Linked DNA regions of Homo sapiens: region 2 is linked to region 1. Evidence: chromatin loops called from intact Hi-C (ENCODE). Cell type or tissue: PC-3. All regions are shown on one strand.

Evidence for each region. Peaks named below come from ENCODE experiments on the same cell type or tissue, not always from the same donor. Only the 100,000 strongest peaks of a DNase experiment are listed, where the experiment ranks them.
Region 2: a loop joins it to region 1, with 13 times the contacts of the local background. A loop is called at or near these places in 1 of 110 quality-filtered maps.

The regions. Positions count from the first base shown.
Region 1 is chr6:5,563,577-5,566,076 of GRCh38, reverse strand. The region is part of intron 5 of FARS2 (phenylalanyl-tRNA synthetase 2, mitochondrial); the gene reads right to left. Among named protein-coding and RNA genes, the nearest start is that of FARS2-AS1, 110 kb to the right of the region's middle. In PC-3, no CTCF peak of the experiment used is centred here; a DNase peak (open chromatin) is centred at 1,126; H3K27ac peaks cover 464 bases.
Region 2 is chr6:5,865,567-5,868,066 of GRCh38, reverse strand. The region is part of intron 1 of LOC124901251 (a long non-coding RNA gene); the gene reads right to left. Among named protein-coding and RNA genes, the nearest start is that of NRN1, 140 kb to the left of the region's middle. In PC-3, no CTCF peak of the experiment used is centred here; a DNase peak (open chromatin) is centred at 1,166; H3K4me3 peaks cover 1,151 bases; H3K27ac peaks cover 1,407 bases.

The sequences.
Region 1 (2,500 bases):
GCATAGCAAGGAGCTCTTAAGACACTAATCTGCCCTTTAGTAAAAGGGTTATGAAAGGTTTGTAAAGATTTCACCTCATGGTCAAATTGGTTAGGATTAGATGGAATAATCCACACGGTTTCATGTAAACGAATTGGGGTTAACATTAATAAACTAATGCAAGGGTAAAATTTGGCTTTGCACAAAATTTTCATGTCACAGTAAAGGCTAATGAAAGGTTTTTTCCTTTTGAGTCATCATTTTGGCAAAATAATTTACGGCAATCTGGAAATTGTCCTTCATGATGCCTGGCTTTTTGGATAGTTCAGAAGGCCCCTGAAACATTCAGAAAAGAGGTAAACAGGATCATTTGAGATGTTTAGTCACATGAGATTGCCGAAATGATGTCCAATCTTCTTTAAGTTATATTTTGGTGAATAATACTAATATATGTTCCAAAATTGTATGGGATTTCTAAAATGCTAATGTCTAAGTATATGCTATCAATCATAATTAATGGTAAAGTTACTGTAAACCATGAAGATAAATAAACTTGTCAGTCATATTTTTAACTATAACTGTCCTGGAAATTTGTCATTCACAAACAATTGTTGTCTTGCTTTGTTCCTTCTCAAAAGACAGTTTATCATCAAGCTATATTAAGGACTTTAACAGGTGTTCTCAAATGCAGGTTTTTAATAGCTTTAAAGATTGTAATATTGAAATAAAGAAAGTACAGAGCTCATAAAAAACTGACATGTTGACAAATCTCAAGCAAAACAAAAGTTAACTAAATGGACTACACTCAGAAAGTGAAAGTAACCTTTTTAACTTTTGCTTGGAATACTGCTGATCCTTGTTTTGATTTTCAGCATCAAGGAAAGTTATTTTAAACTATTTATGGCCTTTAATAATTGAGTAAGGTATACTCCTGTAAACAAAATTTGGAGCATGTTTATTTTTCTCTGCCTGGTTCCTCTAGAATTTGGAAACTATCTGTGAGTACTCTTAACTTATGGCAATATAGTTGTTTGCATCAGTGCAGTAAGAATCCATTTTTCTTCATCAACAGGACACAACTGGAAAAACTGGTTATTTTACCAAGGCTTTGACTGAAAGTGTGTGTTTCCCTTTAAGGAATCAAGCGTGACAGGCAAAGCCAATTAAAAAAAGCCCCTTAGGAAGAACTGGCCTCATGCCTTGTCTGCACAGTCCCCGCACAGGATTCCTAACCTGTGGTCAGTAAAGAATGACACTTTCTAACAGGTCTGGAAGCTCCAAGTTTATCTTGGGACCTCGAGAGGATAGGCTCACCAAACACACAGGTATTAGAGGACACAAACCCATGGCTGGGCTTGGCTTTAGAAGTCTTATGTGAAATTCCTTGTGGAACAGTTTCATCAAAGTCAATCCAAAAGGTCTATGTAAAAATAACCATTCTTGCTGCACTTTATGCAAATAATCAGGTCAAGTTTAAGTCTAAAGTTTATTCATAACTAGTTTTTACCAAAAATGAGGACTGGAGAAAAAGATTTTGCTCCAAAGTTTATCTTACATTTGTCATTAAATCCTAGTCTCATTCATTGTTTTTAAGCTTTTTGCCTACATTTTAGACTAACTCTGCTTGATCCTGTGAATCAAGTGGTGATCTTCCGCAGCTTGGAAACAAACAAAAAAAAGGGATGGGTAACATAAAAATGTGAATCAATACGCTAGTTCTGGGCAATTATCTTGCAAATTCTGCCGGGTAATGAAAGTGAGTAAGGTGCCCATAACCCGGAGGTTTCTTTGTTTGGGAAAATAAAACCAAGGAACTTCATAGACCCCCAAAGGAGAATTCTATATCTTAGCAAGTAAAATTTTAGATGGAAATTACCTACCCACACCACACTTGTGGGAATTGCTGTCCTCACTCTACTATTTGCAACAGGGTTATACAGGGTAGCACCTTCTAACTGAAATATTGGACAGAGAGTTTCCATTGCTGTAGTATTTTGCTTAATTATTACCCTTACAGCAGGGATAATAGTTGACAAAAAGGAAGCATGAAAGTTTTACTATCACTGAGTCTGCTAGGACTTTTTATTGGGTTTAGTAATGCAGTTTTAAATGAAACATGCTGCTTTTGGATTAACACCTCTAGTAAAGTAGAAGAAAATCTACAGGTACTTAAAAATCAAGTCAAAATTGTTGACAGGCTCAGGGAAAATGCCGGCCTCAGCCCTGAGGGGCTACAATCTCTCTTTAATAAATTCCAGTCTTCTTTATGGAATTGGTTAACCCCTTTATTAAGCACTTTCTTGCTTATATATCTTGTATTGGTATTTGGACCCTGTATACTCCATACTATAACTCAAATTGTTTCTTCTCACCAAGAAGCAATCAAACTCCAAATGGTGCTGTAAGCTGAACCACACACACATGGACATGCCATTCTTCCAAGGATCCTTAGATCGACCCCAGGAGGAGCCCTAGCTACTGTTCCCCATTCGAAACCCCTTTTCAGCAGGAAGTAGCCAGA
Region 2 (2,500 bases), 300 kb before region 1:
ATAACTAAAACTTTATTTCCAATTCCCCATTTCCTTCTCCCCCCAGCTCCTAGGAACTGTATTCTCTGCTTCTGCTAGTTTGACTGTTTTAGGTACCTCATGTCAGTGGAATCATGCCGTATTTGTCCTTTTGTGACTGGCTTTTTCACTAACAACATGTCCTCAAAAGCCATTCATGGTGTCACATATTTTAGAATTTCCTTTTTTTAAAAAACTGGATAATATTCCATTGTACATATATACCACATTCTCTTTATCCATTCATCTATCAACGAACACTTAGGTTGTTTCCATGTCTTGGCTATTGTGACTGGTATTTCAATGAACATGGGATGCAGATATCTTTTTGAGATCCTGATCTCAATTTTGGGAGGTATATACCCAGAAGTGGGATTGCTAAATCATAAGGTAATTCTATGTATTTTTTTTGACGATACCATTTTCCACAGCAGCTACACCATTTTACATGCCCACTGACAGTGCAGAAGGGTTCCAGTTCCTCCACATCCTCGCAAGTGATTGTTCTTTGTATTCCCACACAGCCAGCATCTACTCATCTTCAGTGAGCTCCAGCTCATTGTTAGTAAGCAGCTTCACTTTTTGGAGCTGCATCTTAGCTTACATCTTTATAGTGCAGCTCTCTCCTGGAGGAGCCTAAGGCAAACCTTTCTTAGCTGCTCTTCCTGATTTGTATAATTTTCCATAATCCAACTGTTAAGGATTCATCCTAGGTTAAATGTAGTTGATTCTCTTAAAACAGGAATTTAAATCAAATTGAGTATTTTTTCACATATCCTACGTATAAGATAATTATAAACAGAAATGTGCTATGTCCTCAAGAGTCATTCGTGTTGTCACATATTGTAGAATTTCCTTCTTTAGATGTAAGTTTCCTTAGATGTATGCTAAGATGCAGGGTCAGAACAGACACATGTAAGAAAGCAGGCATCCTGATGGAATGATATGGTTGAAAGAGCTCATTCAAGAGCTCGCTGAGCACTTCCTACATGTTCAACATAGAGGTCATCTAAGAAAAACAGGACGTGGCTCCTGCCTGCAGTGGCACCTATCACAGTTAGGCAAACAACACCAGCTATTGCAGTGGAACAAAAGCAGATCGTATATGCTAAAGAGTGAAACTGAATACTCCCATAAACAGATGGGAAAAAATGTGGGCTGGATGACAGAAGTGCTGGGTGATTCACACATAACTGGTTGAACAAACATACCCAACAGGGCCTATTAATGAACAAATGTCAACAGATAGTGAGGTCTCTATTGGCTCTACCCTCACTGCAGACTTGTCCGACATTTTGATAAATGATTTGGATAAGAAGAGTAACAGTATAATTGATCGAGTCTGTGATATCATGAAACTGAAAGTGATAGTAAACACACTGAATAATAGAAGCAGAATCCTAGAAGCCTACAGTATTGGTCTGTTCTGCCAGCATGGTGAGTGGGGTGGTGTGTCCCAACAAAGTGAGGAGACACACTTCTGACCAGCACTGCACTGACCACACCTAAGGCGGCCCTTCTAGGGCAACTCACTCAAACGGAGAATTTTCAATTAGATCAGATTCTGGAAAGAGTGACCAGGAGAACATGCCTTGAGACCAGTGTAACTGAGGGGAGAATAGGCAATCTAGCATAGGGAAGATAGCCTATGGTCAGTTGTCATTTCCATATGTTTAAAAAAATAGACATGAAATAGGACTTCAGCTTATTTGATGTCATTTCACAAGGCTGAACCTCACAGATTTTGACTTTATAGCATAAGCCTTTCAAAGAGAAAGAAAAAGAGTATTGATTTAGTACCTATCCAGTGCCAGAAACTGTACTTGGCATTTTACATCCTCCTTCTAGCAATCAAATAAGATATAAATTATTATCCCATTTTACATACTATTCCATTTATCTATTGCTGAATAACAAACTTCTACAAAACTTAGTACCTTAAGACAACAATTGATTATTCTTATACCTCATCGTTTTGTGGGCTAGGAATGTGGACAGGATGGAGGAAGAATAACTTCTGTCTCTCCCATGGTGTCTGGAGCCTCCTCTGGAATGTCTTGGCTATTTAAGTAACCTTCTGTATTTCTCTGCCCAGCCTCTTCACCTGTGGGCTTCCTCACAACATGGCAGACTTAGGGTAGAAGTTCTTACTTAGTAACTCAGGGCTCCAGAAGAATGAGGCAGATGCTGTCACTCCTCTTAGGTCTAAGCCTGGAACCAGAGCAGCATCATTTCCTCTGTGCTCCAGTGGCTGGGGGTAGTCACAGGGCCAGCCCACATTCAAGATGAGGGAATAAAAACAACATCAAAATGGTTCGTGACCATTTTAAATTCATCACACAGATGAGGAAGTACAGGAAGGTGGGAAGTGGCAGAGCCAGGACTCGAGCTACATCTGACCAACTGTCATTTCCTTCCCCACTCTCATTACCCTCAGTAACACATCCGTGTGTGTGGGCTCAAGGGTCTCCTCTAAGATAAC